Regions from separate parts of the Homo sapiens genome. Here regions 1 and 2 are each linked to region 3. Evidence: chromatin loops called from intact Hi-C (ENCODE). Cell type or tissue: HCT116. All regions are shown on one strand. Each heading gives the region's core, and the rest is flanking DNA. Links, peaks and the distances in the headings are about the cores only.

Region 1 (7,811 bases), core at 2,233-6,232, 61 kb after region 3:
CTGGGTGGAAGAGCAAGACTCCGTCTCAAAAGAAAAAAAGTAAAAGTCTAAGAATAATCACGGACCACACCGACGTGTAAATGCTCAATGCTCACCCAGCCCTAAGCCAGTGGTCAATGTGTCAATGGAGGGACACTTGCCAGTGTTGGGATATCTGTGGTTGTCACAACTTGGAGTGCTCCTGGTGTGGAGTGGGTGGAGGCCAGGGATGCTGCTCGGCACCCTGCAGTGCCCAGGACAGCCCCATTCTAGAGAAAGATCCAGCCTCAAATGCCCACAGTGCTTCCTTGGTGCCTGTCCTATTATCTATCTCATTTAACCGTTGAGAAATTGAGAGGGAGAATTTCAGAGAGGGAAAGCGATTAGCTCAAGGTCACACAGCAAGGATGATATAACCAAACGGAATTCAAGCCCCTGTCACCTGTCTGCTGCGTCGTTGCTCTTAAATTCTGGCTCTGGAAGACCTCGGTTTTGTTGTTGTTGTTGTTGTTTTAGTTTGTTTGTTTTTGTTGTTGTTTATTTGTTTTGCAGTGGAGTCTCGCTCTGTCACCCAGGCTGGAGTGCAGTGACGCGATCTCGGCTTACTGCAACCTCTGCCTCCAGGGTTCAAGCGATTCTCCTGCCTCACTTCCTGAGTAGCTGAGATTACAGGCGCCCGCTACCACACCTGGCTAATTTTTGCATTTTTAGTAGAGACGAAGTTTCACTATGTTGGCCAAGCTGTTCTCGAACTCCTGACCTCAGGTGATCTGCCCGCCTCGGCCTCCCAAAGTTTTGGGATTACAGGCGTGAGCCACCGCGCCTGGCCTCCAGGGCTCCTTCTAAAATGCCAATTACCTGCAAGGGTCTTGGCTGTGCCCCAGAGTCTCCAGGCCTGCGAATGCTGCGTGGCATCCAGTGGGCGCTCAATAAATGCTTACTGCTTGAAGGAGCATCTCCCCCAAGTGTTCATCTGATGCATGTTTGTGGAGCACCTGCCATGGGCCAGGCACTGGGGACGCTACAGTGACAGAAAGGAACCCAAGGCCCCTCCTCTACCGGAGGAGCCGTGGGTCCCAGGAGTGGCGGAAATTGACCGGAAATGGCTAGAGAATGTCAGAGCTGCGCCGGGACCAGCTAGCTCTTTCTGTGAGGAACGAGTCACAGTTTTATGGTGCGCTTACTGTATGCTAGGCACTGGTCGACTGAGTGCTGCCAGGTAGTACCTTGGCATCCTCCCGGTAACCCTCCGCAGTAGGAACTATTTATTATGAAACCCATTTTACGGAGGAGGAAGGAGAAGTCCAAAATAGGTAAGTCTGTTGGCCCTGTCATATAGGTAGGAAAGGCTGGGGCAGGGGCGGGGTGCTGGATTCAAATTCAGGTGTGTAGGATTGCAGCTCCCCAGTGGCGAATGAATGAATGAATGAACGAATGACTGATTGAATGAATGAATGGATGAGGCAATGAGTGAATGAATGAACGAATGGGCGTGCCAATGAATGAGCAAATGAGTGTGGGAATGAATGAATGAATGAATGGTGCGGGAATGAACAAATGAATGAATGGGTGGTGAACAAATGAATGGGTGAGTGAACTAATGAATGGATGAATGGGTGAGCCAACAAATGGATGAACAAATGAGTGAGTTAATGAATGCAGGAATGAGTGAATGCAGGAAGGAATGGTGTGGGAATGAATAAGTGAATGGGTCATATAAGAATGAATGAATGAACAAATGGGTGAGACCAATGAATGAATGAAAGAGTGAGCAAATAAATGGGTGAACGAATGAACGAGTAAATGAACGAATGAATGAATGAATGAATGGGTGAGCCCGTGAATGGGTGAACAAATGAATGAGTGAATGAATGAAAGGGTGAGCGAATAAACAAATGGGTGAAGGAATGAACGAGTGAATGAACGAATGAACAAGCGAATGAATGAATAAGTGAATGAACGAATGGGTGAGTGAATTAATGCATGAAAGGGTGAGCGAATAAACAAATGAGTGAAGGAATGAACGAGTGGGTGAACGAATGAACGAGTGAGTGAATGAATGAACGAGTGAATGAACGAATGGGTGAGTGAACGAATGAATGAATGGGCGGGCCGGTGAATGAATGAACGAATGGGCGAACGAATGAATGAGTGAATGAATGAAAGTGTGAGTGGCGAGAGCCCTGCCGGCCGCGTGGAGGTGCGAGGCTGCGGACGTCGCGGGCCCGGAGGCACCTGCGCGCCCTTGGCCGACTCGGAGGAGGTGGAGATGGACGCCCGCGGGTCCCCTGGAGATGCAGCCGGCGGCCTGCGCTGGTGAGGGAGCCGGGCCCCCGGCGCCGCGTCCTCCTCATCCTCCAGGCGACAAGGTCAGGAGGGGCCGGGGCGGCGCCCCTTCCCTCAGCCCCCAGCCCCCAGCCCCCTACCTGGGTCTTCCCATTCCATCCCGTGGGGGAGGGGGCTGGCGAGGAGGGCAAGGGGGAGGGGGCGGCACCAGGGAGGGCGGGACCGGGCGGGCGGGCGGGGCGGGGAGCTCCGGCAGCGCCCAGCCCCGCCCTCCGGCCGCTCCCCGCGGTCCCTCCAGACCCTCTGGCCGCCGCCTCCTCTTGGAACCCCGTGCGCCCCCCGCGCCCCGCGCCCCGGACGCCATGAAGCAGCTGTGTCTGTGCGCAGCCGCCTCCTTCGCGGTAGGGCCCGGGGAGGGGGCGCAGGAGCGGGCGGGGCGCGGGTACCTCCTCTCCCCTCCCTTCCCCGTCCCCGGCTGACCTGGACCACCCCCCCATTCCAGACCCGGGAAAGATGGTCGGCGGCGGGGGGTGGGGGGGAACAGAGGTTGGGGCAGCTTTTGGGGGAATGGAAGAGACATTTGGGGAGACATGTGGACACGTTTTGGAAGACTCTTTGAAACAAATGGGGACATTTAGGAACATTTAGAGGGCATTGGGGGGTGCAGTTTTGGGAAAACATTTTGGAGACAGATGGGGTCATTGAGGGGACAACTTGGAAGCTATTTTGGGAGAGCCGATTTTGCGAAGAGGTAATGATTTGGAGAACAGTTTGGGAGAACATTTGAGGGATGTTTTTGGAGGATATTTTTGGGACATGACGGTATCATTGGGAAGGATGGTTTTACAGAACACTTCAGGAATTTGGGGGAGACATTTCGTAATGCATTTCAGGCTATAGTGTTGAGGGGAGAAGCCTCGGGATGTTTAGGGGACAGTGGTGGCATTTCAGGGCAGTTGTGGATAAACAGGGCAGAGGATGGTCCTGAGAGGCATTTAAAGGGGACTTTTAGGGGTTCAGATGGGACTTTGGAGGGTAGTTTGGAAAAGACTCATGGATCCATTTGCTGGGGGCGATGTTGCAGGGGTGGCTTTCACTAAGGGATGAATTGGGGGACAACTTTTTTTATTGTACAGAGTGGGTCTTGCTGTGTTGCCTAGGCTGGTCTCAAAATTCCTGGGCTCAAATGATCCTCCCACCTCAGCCTCCCAAGCAGCTACAGGCATGAGCCACCATGCCCCGCTGATGATTTTTATTTTTTGTAGAGACGGGGTCCTACTATGGTGCCCAGGTTTGTCTCAAACTCCTAGGCTCAAGCGATCCTCCCACCTTGGCCTCCCCAGATGCTGGGACTACAGGCGTGAGCCTCCATGCTCAGCCCAGGGGACAACGTTTTGGAAATAGATGCCAGGGGGCTGCTCAGGGGATGATGCTGGTGGTGGGCTTTTGTTGGACAACTGGGGTGATGGGCCTGGGGGCAGATGCTGGGGGTCGCAGGCTTGGGGGACACTGTCTGAGGACCCCCTCGCCCAGGACCACCTCCCCCTGCAGCTGCGGCTCAGCCCCACTGACCTTGGCTCCTGCCCGCCCTGCGGCCCCTGCCCCATCCCGAAGCCGGCAGCCAGAGGCAGGCGCCAGGCAAGTGCCCAGGGGCAGGTGGTGAGAGCCCGGAGCCCCTGTCGGGGGCGTGGGGAGGGGACAGCAGCCAACACTGCCCCACGCACTTCTGGGCGTGCCCTGCAGAGTCAAGACTGGGGCAAGAGTGACGAGAGGCTGCTACAAGCCGTGGAAAACAACGATGCACCTCGGGTGGCCGCCCTCATCGCCCGCAAGGGGCTGGTGCCCACGAAGCTAGACCCCGAGGGCAAGTCCGCGTGAGTGCCCGCGACCCGGGAGTGAGATGGCTGAGGGGTGGCAACCTTGCGGCTGAACCCTTGTCTCTCACCTCCAGGTTCCACCTGGCGGCCATGCGGGGTGCGGCCAGCTGTCTGGAGGTGATGATAGCTCATGGCAGCAATGTCATGAGCGCGGACGGGGCAGGTACTGCCAGCTGGGCCCCGGGGAGGGAGGAGGAACTAAGCCCAGGTGCCCAGCCTGAGGGTCCAGCCAGACCCTGCTCCCAGGTCTCAATGTTCCCCGCTGAAAAAAGGGGAGGCTCCCTCTGGTGCTCCTCCCCTGCCCCCAGGGAGACACACAGGGGCATGTTAGGATGGGGTGGCCAAAGATAGAGACTGTGGCTGGCACCGAGCAAAGCCAGTGGACAGCTTGTGGATGGGGAGTGACTAGGATTCAGGTATTGGTTCAGTTGGATGGGGAAGTAGCTGGCATGGGGAAGTAGCTGGGGCTTGGGGGATAGCTGCAAAGTTTCTGGGGTTTTGTTGTTTTGTTTTTCTTTTTTGGGGGGAGGGACAGGGTCTCCCTCTGTCACCCAGGCTTGAGTGCAGTGGCCATGATCTCAGCTCACTGCAGTCTCCATTTCCTGGGCTCAAGGGATCCCCTCCAACCTCAGCCTCCCAAGTAGCTAGGACTATAGGCGCACACCACCATGCCCAGTTAATTTTTCTATTCTTAGTAGGGATGGGGTCTCCCTGTGTTGCCCAGGCCGGTCTTGAACTCCTGGGCTCTAAGTGATCCTTCCACCTCAGACTCCCAAAGTGCTGAGATTATAGGTGTGAGCCACCATGCCAAGCCTGGGGAAGTTTCTAGAAAGTGACTGAGGCAGAGGAAGAACTGGGGCTTGGGAGATAACTGGGACCATTGGACGAACTAAGCTTTGAGGTGCATCTGGGATATAGGAGTATCCGAGATAAAGGAAGTGACTGAAGGGAACTGCTTGGAGTTTGGAGGAGGAACTGGATTCATGGGAGTAGCTGAGCTTGCAAAGTATCTGGGGCAAGAGAATAACAAGTAGAGTTTGGGGATATCTGAGGTATATGGGATAGCTGGGATCTAGGAGTAGCTGGAGCTGTGGGAGTAGCTTGAGCTCTTGGAGTAGCTGGGTTACGAGGAGAACTTGTATGTATGTATGACTTAACTGGAGACCTGGGGGGAATAACTGAGATAAAAATGTGTGGCCAAAAGGAGTAGTTGGGGCTCAGGAGGCAACTAGGCATGGGGACACAGTCAAATCTGAAGCTTTAGGGTCACAGGCATGGTGGGCAGGGAATATGGAATAGCTGGGGATTCATGGAGCATCAGACAGGGACAGAGTTGGCATTTGGAAGAGGAAGGGTATATGGATTGGCAAGAACATATACAGCAACTGTGGGTTGTGAAGGGCAGAGCTGAAACTTTGGTGTAGTGGACCCTGTAGAGTATCTGGGGACATGGGGAGTAGCTGAGGCAATAGGGCTTGAGGAATAGGTGGGTGTGGACAGTCGCTGAGATGGGATTGTCTGGAATACAGACTAGCCATGGCTTAGAGAGTCTCTGGGTACAGGGAATAGCATGGTTTTGAGAAGTACCTGATGGCCGGGCACCATGGCTCATGTCTGTTAATTCCAGCACTTTGGGAGGCTGAGGTGGGAGGATCGCACGAGCCAAGGAGTTCAAGACGAGCTTGGGCAACATAGCAAGACTCCTGTCTCTACAGAAAATACAAATAAATTAGCCAGACATGGTGGCACTTGCTTGTAGTCCCAGCTACTCGGAAGGCTGAGACAGGAGGATCGCTTGAGCCTAGGTGTTCAAGCCTACAGTGAGCTATGATCACACTGCACTCTAGCCTGGGCCACAGAGCAAGATCCTTTCTGCAGGGAAAAAAGGAGAGAAATACTAGGGTTTACGGACTTTGCTAGACTCAGAAACTCATCACAAGTAGTTGACATGGCTTGGGGAGCAGCTGGGAGCTACTTGAATAGCTGGAGCTCCAGTAAATCTTCTTTCCTTCCCCAGGTTACAATGCCCTCCACCTGGCCGCCAAATACGGGCACCCACAGTGCTTGAAGCAACTACTGCAGGTCATTTACTGTCTTATCTCAGCTACTCCCTTGGCCCCTACTACTCCTGAGTTCCAGCAATTCCTTGAACCCCCAGATGCTCTATGAATCCTAGATATTCCTTGGCCCCTTTTACTCCAGAACCCTAGCTACTCCCTGGATAACCAGGTACTCTCAGACCATCCACATGCTTCTCCTATTTAAGATGTACTCCCAAGCCAGGCGCGGTGGCTCACGCCTGTAATCCCAGCACTTTGGGAGGCTGAGGTCGGTGAAATCGCCTGAGGTCAGGAGTTCGAGACCAGCCTGGCCAACACAGTGAAACCCCGTCTCTACTAAAAATACAAAAAATTAGCTGGGAGCGGTGGTGTGTGCCTGTAATCTCAGCTACTAGGGAGGCTGAGGCAGGAGAATCCCTTGAACTTGGGAGGCGGAGGTTGCAGTGAGCCGAGATCATGCCATTGCACTCCAGCCTGGGCAACAAGAGCGAAACACCATCTAAAATATATATATATACTCCCAATGCCAGGTATTTCCTGAGCTCTGTTTCTCCCCAAGCCCTGGGTCCTTCCTTAGCCCCAGACACTCCCAGAGTTCCCAGCCACTCCTCAAATTCTCAGCTGCTTCTCAGCTCTCAGCTATTTTCTTTTCTCACCAATTTTCATGAAAATGGAGTCCCTTGGGGGCCACGGAAGGGTGAGGCTGAAGTATAGCAGAGCCCAGGGTAGGGAAGGCAGTCCTAGAGAAATCAGGCAGCAAGAAGGATGGCTCCGCCTCAAAGGACTCGCCCCATCCCCAGGCTTCCTGCGTGGTGGACGTCGTGGACAGCAGCGGGTGGACTGCCCTACACCATGCAGGTGGGTGCAGCCCAGCCCTGCCCTGACCCCGAAGCCCAGAGGGTGCTAGACTTGGGGGTTATTCTGCCCAGGGCCCTAGGGACCTGACCTGCTGTGAAGCTTCCTGTCTCCTCCTTTCTTTCTTTCTTTTTTTTTTTTTGAGACGGAGTCTCACTCTGTTGCCCAGGCTGGAGTGCAGTGGCAAGATCTCAGCTCACTGTAACATCCATCTCCCAGGTTCAAGCAATTTTCCTGCCTCAGCCTCCCGAGTAGCTGGGACTAGAGGCACCTGCCACCACACCTGGCTGATGTTTTGTATTTTTAGTAAAGACGGGGTTTCACCATGGTGGCCAGGATGGTCTCGAACTCCTGACCTCAGGTGATCCACCCGCCTTGGCCTCCCAAAGTGCTGGGATTACAGGCGTGAGCCACCGCTCCTGGCCTTCCTTTTCTTTTTATGAGATAGGGTCTTGCTCTGTTGCCCAGGCTGAAGTACAGTGGGGCAATCATGGCTCACTGCATCCTTGACCTCCCGGGTTCAAACGATCCTCCTGCCTCAGACTCCCAAGTAGCTGGGACCACAGGCGTGCACCACCATGCCTGGCTAATATTTTAAATTTATTTGTAGATACAGGATCTTGCTATGTTGCCCAGGCTGATCTCAAACTCCTGGGCTCAAATGATCCTCCCACCTCGGCCACTCAAAGTGCTGGAATTACAGGCGTGAGCCACCTCACCTAGCCTCCTCCTTTTTTTCTTGACATAGAATCTC
Region 2 (4,000 bases), core at 1-4,000, 290 kb before region 3:
CAAGGCACTAAGAGTCAACGGCAAAGAGGCCGGGAGAGCTGATTTAGAATCATCAGGCTCCACTCCTGGAGCCGGGACCACCCTCTCCTGAGACATACAGGAGAGGGGCGGAGTCCAAACCAAGCTGGCCAGAAGACAGGACAGGATGGAGACTGGGAGGACACCCACAGGCCCTCTCTTTGGTTTTGTACAATCTACAGAGCTCAACAAGAGGGTATGATCGGCCCAAGATATAGTGCAGGGGCAGGGAAATCCAAGTACGGTTGCAGCTCTAGAGCCCTTTGGACTGAGACCTGCTGCCTCTTTTGTATAAAAAGCTTTCATGGCTGGGCACAGTGGCTCACGCCTGTAATCCCAGTACTTTGGGAGGCCGAGGCAGGTGGATCACCTGATGTCAGGAGTTCGAGACCAGCCTGGCCAACATGGTGAAACCCCGTCTCTGCTAAAAATGCAAAAATTAGCCAGGCATGGTGGCGGGCGCCCGTAATCCCAGCTACTTGGGAGGCTGAGGCAGGAGGATCGCTTGAATGGGGGAGGTGGAGGTTGCAGTGACCCAAGACTGTGCCATTGCACTCCAGGCTGGGCAATAAGAGCGAAACTCCATCTCGGAAAAAAGCTTTCATGGCCAGGTGTGGTGTCTCACACCTGTAATCCCAGCACTCTGGGAGGCCAAGATGGGAGGATCTCTTGAGCCCAAGAGTTTAAGACCAGCCTGGGCAACATAGCAAGATCCCATCTCTACAAAACAGAAAAATTAGCCAGGCATGGTGGTGCACCTGCAGTCCCAGCTCCTCAGGAGGCTGAGGCAGGAGGATTTCTTGAACCTAGTAGGTTGAGATCACACCACTGCACTCCAGCCTGGGCAACAGAGCAAGACCCCATCTCTTAAAAACACAAAGTGTTAGGCTGGGCGCGGTGGCTCACGCCTGTAATCCCAGCACTTTGGGAGGCTGAGGTGGGCGGATCACGAGGTCAGGAGATCGAGACCATCCTGGCTAACACGGTGAAACCCCGTCTCCACTAAAAATACAAAAAAAAATTAGCCAGGTGTGGTGGCGGGCACCTGTAGTCCCAGCTACTCAGGAGGCTGAGGCAGGAGAATGGCATGAACCCCGGAGGCGGAGCTTGCAGTGAGCCGAGATCACACCACTGCACTCCAGCCTGGACAACAAAGCGAGACTCCGTCTCAAAACAAAACAAAACAAAACAAAACAAAAACCAAACAAACAAAAACACAAAGCGTTCAGTACTAGATAGTAAATCGTGAGTAGCTTTCTGGGGAGGAAGCTCCATTCTTCTCTGGCTTCCCTGGGTCCTGAGACCTTGCCCCTCCAACCTGGAGGCCCAGGCGTGCTGAGCAGCACCAGCAGAGGGCTGTGGGGGCAAGTGAACCTCAGGTGGAAGGCTGAGCAGAGTCCTTCAGCCCAGGACCCCAAGGAAGGAGCAGGAACCTGTGGGGCTTTCTCTATCTGCTCCTGCTGTGCCTCCGCACACAGCTTTGTCTCCACCTGGTGGACACCCCACCTAAGAGGACAGTGGAGGCGGCTGGTTGGTGAACTGGCTCCATGGCAGAGATCAGACAGCCCATGCAGCAGAGGGCAGAGCTTTCCAACTCAGGCCCTTCTGACATTTGGGACAACATTGTTCTCTGGGGTGGGGCCGTTCTGGGCCCTGCAGCGTGCTGAGCAGCGTCCCCAGCCTCCACCCACTCCATGCCAGGAGCTCCCCCAAATCGTGACAATGACAAATGTTCCCAGACCTTGACCAGTTAAGAACTGATGGTCTAGGACAAGCTCAATGCCAGGGCGTAGCCTTGTGCAGGTGGACAGAGCCAAAGGCTGCTTCCTGCCTGGTTCAGCCCATACTCTGGAAGGATCCCCAGGATGTTGTAGGCTGGCCTCTGACTTGGAGTCAGGCTTGAGTCAGCACCATGAAGACAGTGAATGAAAAAGAACACGCTCTTCTTGTAGACAACCCTGAACAGCAATGCTCAGGCACGCTACAGTTTGGAATCCACTGAGCCAGGGCGCAGGGAAAATGGATGTGCGACCAACATGCAGATGGCTGGACGTCCGCTGGCTGAGGGCAGGTCTCAGCATCCCTGCTGGCCTGCAGGGCAACTCCCACTGGTTTCAGTGTTACACCCTGTGAACGTCACAGCTGTGAGCAGACTGAGGACCTGTGAGGGATACAGGGTCAGGGTGACATCAGGCAAGATACCCTTGACCTCGCCGCAGGTCCCCACCCTGTCCCGCCACTCTGCTGTCTGATGGCAGGAATGGAGTGCCTCTCCTACACAGATAACAGAGACGCGGGGGCAGAGGCAGCGAAACCCAGGCACCCTCTGGGAGAAGGAGGGGCATGCCAACTGCTCTGAAGACCCAGGAGGCTCCCCCAGAGGCTGGAAAAGCCCCGGGGAAGGGTGCCTGGGATTTCAAAGAGGAGGGGCTCGCTGAGAGGAGCGTGGGAGAAATGAGGAGTGCTGGTGGGGCGACTGTCCTGGGTGCTGAGGGACAGAGGTTATCAGGGTGAGGGGTGACGGGAGGCAGCTCAGGGCTCTCCAGTGCCAGGTAGAACCTGGGATTTATCCTCAGCCATGAGGAGCCACCTGGGCATCTCATGACAAGCTTTGGCCTGAATTACGTCCCCCTGCCCCCAATTCTTATGTTGAAGCCCTAACCCCCATGTGACTGTATTTGGAGATGAGGCCTTCAGGGAGGGAATGAAGGTTATATGACGTCATCAGGTGGGGACTGATCTGAGCAGAACTGGGGTCCTTATAAGAAAAGGAAGAGGCCGGGCACAGTGGCTCACACCTCTAATCCCAGCACTTTGGGAGGCTGAGGCAGGAGGATCACTTGAGCCCAGGAGTTAGACATCAGCCTGGGCAAGATACTGGGATCCCATCTCTACAGAAAAACAACAACAACAACAACAACAACAACAAAACAAACACACACAAAAAAACCACACTTTGCGCCTGTGGATCCTTGGGAGGCTGAGGTGGGAGGCTCGATTAAGCTCAGGAGATTGAGGCTGCAGTGAGCTGTGATCTCACCACTGCACTGCAACCTGGATGACAGGGCAGTCTTTTCAAAAAAAAAAAAAAAAAAAAAAAGAGACACCAGCAGTGCACATGGACAGAGAAAAAGCCACAGGAGGACACTGTGAGGAGGTGGCCATCTGAAAGCCAAGGAGAGAGCCCTCACCAGAAACCACCCCCTGCTGGCACCTAGATCTCACACTTCTGGCCTCCAGAACAGGGAAAAAATACATTTTGTTTAAGCCTCAGTCTGTGGTATTGTTAGGGAAGCCCCAGCCGACCAAGACAGGTGGAGACGGTTAGAGAGGGGAGCAGTTAGAGGGAAGGCCCATTAAGGACACGAGACACACAGGGGCCAGAACTAGAGGGGGTGATGGACAGGGGGACAGAACACATGCGCCATCATGTCACCGGCAGGAAAGCACAGTCAAAGCCAGCTCTCAGCAGTGTAGGGCTTTACAAACACCTAAAACAGGGCCTGGGAACAGCCAAGAGTAATATGTGTTTGGTGACTGTGACCACACAGTGACCATGACTCAGGAAGGGAACACTTGGCCTGCCTCATCTCAAGTCATTGCTTGTGACCCCAGAAGCCACCAAAACATGCAAATGCATGCACACACACGTGCATGCACACACTGCTGTTCCATTCCACTAAGCATGCTTACACGAGGAAGTAGAGCATGGGCTTTGTCTCCAATGGGGCAGCCCACATCTTCATGGGTCTCACACCCACTCTCAGGGGAGACCATGGCCTGGCAGAGCCCAGAATTTAGGGGAGGAAGGGAGGGGACAGAAGGGTTTTTAAGATGGAGTCAGCTATGTATGGCCAAATGCGGCCTGCCTGTTTTTGTACAGTCCCAAGCTAAGAATGGTTTTTATAATTTTAAGTGACTGGAAAAAGTTAAAAGGGTAATAATACTTCATGGCATGTGCAAAATTACATGAAATTCACAT
Region 3 (7,811 bases), core at 2,102-6,101:
AAATAGAAAAATTAGCTGGGAGTGGTGTTGGGCACCTGTAATCCCAGCTACTCGGGAGGCTGAGACGGGAGGATGGTTTGAACCCGGGAGGCGGAGGTTACAGTGAGCGGAGTTAGCGCCATTGCACTCCAGCCTGGGCAACAAGAGTGAAACTCTTAAAAAAAAAAAAAAAGGAATAAGGAAATATTTTCCAGTATTCAGAAATGATTATGTGATTCATCACAGAAGTCATCCACATTTTTGATGACCAAGTGAAGTTCTTTTTTTTTTTTTTTTTAATTTGAGATGGAGTCTCACTCTGTCTCTCAGGCTGGAGCGCAGTGGTGCCATCTCGGCTCACTGCAACTTCTGCCTCCCAGGTTCGAGTGATTCTCCCTGCCTCAGCCTCCCAAGTAGCTGGGATTACAGGCACCTGCCATCACAACCGGTTAATTTTTGTATTTTTTTTTTAGTAGAGACGGGGTTTCACCATGTTGGCCAGGCTTGTCTCGAACTCCTGACCTCAGGTGATCTGCCCGCCTTGGCCTCCCAAAGTGCTGGGATGACAGGCATGAGCCACCACACCCAGCTGGTTTCTAGAGTTTCTTTCTTTTTTTTTTTTTTTTTGAGATGGAGTCTCACTCTGTCGCCAGGCTGGAGTGCAGTGGCGCAATCTCGGCTCACTGCAACCTCCGCCTCCTGGGTTCAAGTGATTCTCCTGCCTCAGCCTCCCGAGTAGCTGGGACTACAGGCACATGCCACCACGCCTGGCTAATTTTTTGTATTTTTAGTAGAGACAGGGTTTCACCATGTTGGCCAGGATGGTCTTGATCTCTTGACCTTGTGATGCACCTGCCTCGGCCTCCTAAAGTGCTGGGATTACAGGAGTGAGCCACTGTGCCCAGCCTAGAGTTGTTTTATGACTTTGTGCCACGTCCTGGCCGATGGATGCTCATGATGACATTTATTTTATCGCTCTGCAATCAAAGATTTGTGCAGATGAATGGGAACTGCGAGAGAACATGGGAAAATGAAAGGGGTTTAATTGCGGGAGGGAAGGAAAACACATAAAATGTATTTTTTCGCTTTCCCATGATTTATTTATTTATTTTTATTATTATTATATTTTGAGATAGAGTCTCGCTCTGTTGCCCAGGCTGGAGTGCAGTGGCATGATCTCGGCTCATTGCAACCTCTGCCTCCTGGGTTCAAGCGATTCTCCTGCCTCAGCCTCCCGAGCAGCTGAGATTACAGGCATGTGCCACCAAACCCGGCTAATCTTTGTATTTTTAGTAGAGATGGGGTTTCGCCATGTTGGCCAGGCTGGTCTCAAACTCCTGACCTCAGGTGATCCGCCCACCTCCACCTCCCAAATTGCTAGGATTACAGGCGTGAGCCACCGCGCCCGGCCTTACCAAGTTCTGATTGAAGTGAAATGCCTGGAAGAAAGATAAAGTTAAAATGAGGTTTTCACAACATGTCGAAATCACTCTGAGCAAAGTTCCAAACCCAAGGTTCTAGAAAGTGCAATGACTTTTTTTTTTTTAAACAGGGGCAATTAAAAATTTCCCAGGCTTAGCAAGATCAAATGGGTGTGTGCAGCGCTCTCTCTGACATGCAATTTATGGAATTATTGATTTGTCAATGTGATCTCTGCACTTCCTGTGAGGAATTTGAGGTCCTGTTTGGAGAATTTGGTAAATAGGGAATCTCGCAGAAACATGGGGTCTTGAGAAACTCATTTCAACCCTCTGAGCCTCAGTTTCCACTTTTCTTTTTTTCTTTTCTTTTCTTTTTTTTTTTTTTTTTGAGACGGAGTCTCACTCTGTCACCCAGGCTGGAGTGCAGTGGTGCAATCTCGGCTCACTGCAAGCTCCGCCTCCCGGGTTCACGCCATTCTTCTGCCTCAGCCTCCCGAGTAGCTGGGACTACAGGCATCCGCCACCACGCCCGGCTAATTTTTTGTGTTTTTAGTAGAGACGGGGTTTCACCATGTTAACCAGGATGGTCTCGATCTCCTGACCTCGTGATCTGCCCACCTCGGCCTCCCAAGTGCTGGGATTACAGGCATGAGCCACCGCGCCCGGCCTTCACTTTTCTTTTTTTAGAAAGACAGGGTGTCTGTCACTCAAATTGGAGTGCAGTGGCATGATCATAGCTCACCACGGCCTCTAATTCCTGGGCTTAAGTGATCCTCTCACCTTAGCCTCCCAAGTAGCTGAGACCACAGGCATGTGCCACCATGCCCTGCTAATTTTTAAACTTTTTGTAGAGACAGGTTTCACTTTGTTTCCCAGGCTGATCTCAAACTCCTGGGCTCAAGCTATCTTGTCACCTTGGCCTCCTAAAGTGCTGAGGTTATAGGCGTGACCTATTATGCTGGCAATAAAATAATTTAAAACAAATTTTTTAGAGACAGGATCTCACCTGGCACCCAGGCTGGAGTGCGGTGGTGCAGTCATAGCTCACCGCAGCTTCCAACTCCTTGGCTCTGGTGATCCTCCCACCTCAAGCCCCTGAGTAGCCTGGACTACGGGCACTTCCCACCATGCCTGGCTAATTTTTAAATTTTTTGTAGAGACAGGGACTCCCTGTGTTGCCTAGGCTGATCTTGAACTCCTGTGCTCAAGCAATCCTCTCACCTCAGCCCCTCAAAGTGCTGGGATTACAGGCGGGAGCCACCATGCCCCGGCCATAAAATCAGTTTTTAACTCAGGCTGTACAACAATAGGCAGTGAGCTGTGGGCTCTAATTTGCCCACCGCAATACAGGCTGTGATTATATTGGGAGGCATTTGGGACATGAAACATGGTCATGTTTGTTTGTTTTGTTTTGTTTTGCTTTTGGCCTTGTTCTTTTTTTGTTTTGTTTTGTTTTGTTTTGTTTTGTTTTTTCAGAGAGTCTCGCTCTGTCACCCAGACTGGAGTGCAGTGGCGAGATCACGGCTCACTGCAAGCTCCGCCTCCTGGGTTCACGCCATTCTCCTGCCTCAGCCTCCCAGGTAGCTGGGACTACAGGCACCTGCCACCACGCCTGGCTAATTTTTTTTTGTATTTTTAGTAGAGACGGGGTTTCACCGTGTTAGCCAGGATGGTTTCAATCTCCTGACCTTGTGATCCGCCCCCCCTCGGCCTCCCAAAGTGCTGGAATTACAGTCGTGAGCCACCGCACCCGGCCAGCCATGTTCTTTATTATCAAACTACTGTGAGTCACTTTTCTTAAGGTTCATTGATTTGACACATTTTTATTGAAACCCTACTAAGTGCCAGGCATTGGATGAGACAAAACCCCTGCCCTCACAGAGTTTACAGTCTGGGGGAGAAATAGGCCACAGATAAGATGCCAGGAAGAGCCACAGAGATGAAAAAAGTGGGGAAGGAGCTTAGGTGCAGTGGTTCATGCCTGTAATCCCAGCACTTTGGGAGGCTGAGGTGGGAGGATCACTTGAGTCCAGGAGTTCCAGGCTAGCCAAGGCAACATAGTGAAACCTTGTCTAAAAATTAAAAATAAAGGCCGGGCATGATGGCTCACGCCTGTAATCCCAGCACTTTGGGAGGCCAAGACAGGCGGATCACCTGAGTCAGAAGTTCGAGATCAGCCTGCCCAACATGGTGAAACCCAGTCTCTACTAAAAGTTACAAAAATTAGCCGGGCGTGGTGGCAGGTGCGTGTAATCTCAGCTACTCGGGAGGCTGAGGCAGGAAAATTGCTTGAACCCAGGAGGCGGAGGTTGCAGTGAGCCAAGATCGCACCACTGGACTCCTGCCTGGGCGACAAGAGCGAAACTCTGTCTCAAGAAAAAAGAAAAAAGAAAAGGGAAGGAAGGGGATAGAACTGTGGAAGCAGAGAGTTGAGGAAAGGTTGGAGTTTTAGTTTTTGTTTTGTTTTTTTTGAGACAATCTTACTCTGTCACTTAGGCTGGAGTGTAGTGGCTCGATCTCGGCTCACTGCAACCTCCACCTCCTGGGCTCAAGTGATTCTCCTGCCTCAGCCTCCCGAGTAGCTGGGACTACAGGTGTGCACCACCACGCCCAGCTAATTTTTGTATTTTTAGTAGAGACAGGGTTTCATCATGTTGCCAAGGCTGGTCTCGAACTCATGAGCTCAAGCAGTCTGCCCACCTCAGCCTCCTAAAGTGCTGGGATGGGAGGCGTGAGCCACTGTGCCTGGCCAAGGTTGCAGTTTTAAGAAGTCTGTTGGGGTGAGTCTCATTGAAAAGGTGACATTTGGGCAGAGGCGGGAGTGTACCCCACAGATATCAGGGAAAGGTTTTGAAGCAGAGGGCACAGCCCATGCAAAGGCCCTGAGGCAGGAGCACGCTTGGTGTTGGAGGAGCAGTAAGGAGGCCTGTGTAGCTATAGCAGAGTGAGCAAGGGGGAGAGAAGGAGGAGGGGAAGATGGGGAGGGGGTAGGGGTAGAGGACAGGGCAGATCATGCAGCACATTGTGGACCATAGGGAGGACTTGGGCATTGACCTCCAAGGAGGTGGGAGCCATAGAAGATTTCCGGCAGAGGAGGGACAGGCTCTGACTCCGGTGCTCACGGGCGCCCTCTGGTGTCTGCTGCAGGGAAGACAAGTTTGCAGGACGAGAATGGGAGCTGAGAAACCAGGGTGGAGGAGAGTGGGCTGGTCCAGGCCGGCTAAGGAGAGGCTGCGCCAGGTAGAAGGATGCATTTTGAACATGGAGCAGACAAGACTTTCCTGGTGTAGAGTTTTGCAGGTATGAGAGAAAAACTCAGGGATAAGAAATTTGGACCTGACCCCTCTGGAAGGATGGTGCTTCTGTTTGTAAAATGGGAACGACAGACCAGGCGCGATGGCTCACACCTGTAATCCCAGCACTTCGGGAGGCCGAGGTGGGCAGATCACCAGAGGTCAAGAGTTCGAGACCAGCCTAGCCAACATGGTGAAACCCCTTCTCTACTAAAAATAGAAAAAAAATAGGTGGGCGTGGTGGCGGACGCCTGTCATCCCAGCTACTCGGGAGGCAGAGGTGGGAGAATTGCTCGAACCTGGGAGGCGGAGTTGAGATGGCACCACTGAACTCCAGCCTGGGCAACAGATCGAGACTCCATCTCAAAAGAAAAAAAAAAAAAAGAAACTTTCCCCATGGCAGAAGAAAGACTGGGAGGTTAGGTAGTTCCGGCTGCAGTAGAGAATGTGAGTTTCTCATAAGATCCTCTAGAGGGAGCCGGGAGCTAGGACGCAGGTCCAGCCTCTTATCCGGAGTCCTCCTCGTATCCCCCATCCCCCAGCAGGATGGGCCTGGGTGGGAAAAGTGGTGGGGTCAGCAGGGGTGGTCTTTGTCTTTGCAACAGGGAAGGCCCTGTCTACCCTTCCAGAGTTGGGGGCTTGGAGGAGAGGGGATGCCAAATTCGCACAGGGGTTAGCAAACTTTTTCCTAAAGAGCCGTATAATAAATACACACACACTAAATAAATATATACACAGTTTAGGCGGGGTGCAGTGGCTCACGCCTGTAATCCCAGCACTTTGGGAGGCCGAGGCGGGGGGATCACTTGAGATCAGGAGTTCGAGACTAGCCTGGACAACATGGCGAAACCCAGTCTCTACTAAAAATACAAAAATTAGCCAGGCATGGTGGCGCGTGCACCTGTAGTTTCAGCTACTTAGGAGGCTGAGGCAGGAGAATCGCTTGAACCCAGGAGGTGGAGGTTGCAGCGAGCTGAGATCGTGCCACTGCACTCCAGCCTGTGCGACAGAGACTCTGTCTCAAAACAAAACAAAACAAAACGAAAAAACACACACACGCACACACACAAAAAACCACCCAGCTTAAACTCTGTCTGTTGCAGCTCCTGAAATCTGCTCTCGCAGTTTGCAAGAGGCCTTAGATAACCTGTACGCAACTGGGCATGGCTGTGTCCTAATACAGTTTTATTTTTAGAGGCTGAAATGAGAATGTCACATAATTTTCTGTGAATGCTACCGCTACCATGAAATAATTCTTTTTTTTTTCTTTTTTTTTTTTTGGAGACGGAGTCTCCCTCTGTTGCCCAGGCTGTAGTGCAATGGTGCAATCTCGGCTCACTGCAACCTCCACCTCCCGAGTTCAAGCGGTTCTCCTGCCTCAGCAAGACTCCATCTCAAAATTAAAAAATAAATAAACATATAAATAAAAGTTGCCTAATCTAGAACCTCCTACAGGCAACAGTAGCTGCCTGGAATTTAACAATGTTGTTTATTTATTTATTTATTTATTTTTTGCTTCTGTTTCAGGCACCAGATACTACATTTCTTTTTAATTTACTCTAGCATTATAATGTTTCCTTTTACAAAAGTTGTTGAGAAGGAGTCTTGCTCTGTTGCCCAGGCAGGAGTGCAGTGGCGGGATCTCGGCTCTCTGCGAGCTCCACCTCCTGGGTTCACACCATTCTCATACCTCAGTCTCCCGAGTAGCTGGGACTACAGGCGCCCGCCACCATGCCCGGCTAATTTTTTGTATTTTTTTTTTTTTTAGTAAAGACAGGGTTTCACTGTGTTAGCCAGGATGGTCTTGATCTCCTGACTTCGTGATCCACCCACCTCCGCCTCCCAAAGTGCTGGCATTACAGGCATGAGCCACCACGCCCGGCCAACCTTCATTTTTTTTCAATAAATTTATTTTAAAAAGAAAACTTTGTAACAGGATAATAAATTGAAACCAATAATGGATACCCAAAATAGAAGGGAACTGTAAAAATACATGCAATGGCCGGGCTGGCGCAGTGGCTCACGTCTGTAATCCCAGCACTTTGGGAGGCTGAGGCAGGTGGATCAACACAGGTCAGGAGTTCAAGAGCAGCCTGGCCAACATGGTGAAACCCCATCTCTACTAAAAATAAGAAAAATTAGCTGGGCACGGTGGCGGGTGCCTGTTGTCCCAGCTACTCGGGAGGCTGAGGCAGGAGAATCGCTTGAACCTGGGAGGTGGAGGTTGTAGTGAGCCGAGATCACGCCACTGCACTCCAGCCTGGGCTACAGGTGAGATTCTGTCTCAAAACAAAACAAAACAAAACAAAACAATAACAATAACAAATAAATAAATGCAATGTTTACTGTTCTTAAGATTATTATTATTTCTTTCCTTCTTTTATTTTTTTGAGACAGTCTGGCTCTGTCGCCCAGGCTGGAGTGCAGTGGTGTGGTCTCAGCTCACTGCAACCTGCACCTCCCAGGTTGGAGCAATTCTCCTGTCTCAGTCTCCTGAGTAGATGGGATTACAGGCGTGCACCACCGCGCCTGGATAATTTTTGTATTTTTAGTAGAGACGGGGTTTTGCAATTTAGGCCAGGCTGGTCTTGAACTCCTAACCTCAGGAATATCCTCCTGCCTTGGCCTCCCAAAGTGCTGGGATTACAGGTGTGAGCCACCACGCCCAGCCTGCCAGGGATTAAACATTAACGTCAATATTTGAGCTGGCAGGGGCTTTATATTACCTTCACATCTATCCCCACATTTCATAGACCAAGAAACAGTCTGGGAGAGAAGCAACTCTCTGGCATCACAAGTTTGCTGCTGAGCTAGGGATAGGACTCTCTTTCTCTCTCTTTTGAGACAGGGTCTTGCTCTGTCACCCAGGCTGGACTGCAGTGGTGCCATTATATACCACTGCAGCCTCAACCTCCTGGGCTCAAGCAATCCTCCTGCCTTGGCCCCCTGAGTAGCTGGGACCACAGGCATGCACCATCACACCTGGCTAATTTTTGTATTTTTTGTAAAGATGGGATCTTGCTGTGTTGCCCAGGCTGGTCTTGAATTCCTTGGCTCAAGTGATCTGCCCGCCTCAGCCCCCCAAAGTGCTGGCATTATAGGCATGAGCCACCATGCC

The links. Peaks named below come from ENCODE experiments on the same cell type or tissue, not always from the same donor. Only the 100,000 strongest peaks of a DNase experiment are listed, where the experiment ranks them.
Region 1: a loop joins it to region 3, with 8 times the contacts of the local background. A loop is called at or near these places in 27 of 110 quality-filtered maps.
Region 2: a loop joins it to region 3, with 2.4 times the contacts of the local background. A loop is called at or near these places in 2 of 110 quality-filtered maps.

Annotation. Positions count from the first base shown.
Region 1 is chr19:4,195,867-4,203,677 of GRCh38, forward strand. ANKRD24 (ankyrin repeat domain 24) reads left to right here. Exons shown (of 22, transcript NM_001393985.1): 3 at 3,817-3,903; 4 at 4,009-4,139; 5 at 4,217-4,305; 6 at 6,160-6,224; 7 at 7,003-7,060. Among named protein-coding and RNA genes, the nearest start is that of ANKRD24, 17 kb to the left of the region's middle. RefSeq lists enhancers at 3,463-4,109, 4,110-4,756. In HCT116, for the core only: a CTCF peak has its summit at 4,226 (motif pointing left); a DNase peak (open chromatin) is centred at 4,235; H3K4me3 peaks cover 832 bases; H3K27me3 peaks cover 324 bases.
Region 2 is chr19:3,847,806-3,851,805 of GRCh38, forward strand. All of the region lies in intron 1 of ZFR2 (zinc finger RNA binding protein 2), which reads right to left. Among named protein-coding and RNA genes, the nearest start is that of ZFR2, 19 kb to the right of the region's middle. RefSeq lists an enhancer at 1,720-2,221. In HCT116, for the core only: a CTCF peak has its summit at 1,507 (motif pointing left); a DNase peak (open chromatin) is centred at 1,526.
Region 3 is chr19:4,135,367-4,143,177 of GRCh38, forward strand. No RefSeq gene overlaps it. Among named protein-coding and RNA genes, the nearest start is that of CREB3L3, 14 kb to the right of the region's middle. In HCT116, for the core only: CTCF peaks have their summits at 4,539 (motif pointing left) and 5,169 (motif pointing right); DNase peaks (open chromatin) are centred at 4,545 and 5,155; H3K4me3 peaks cover 909 bases; H3K27ac peaks cover 1,138 bases.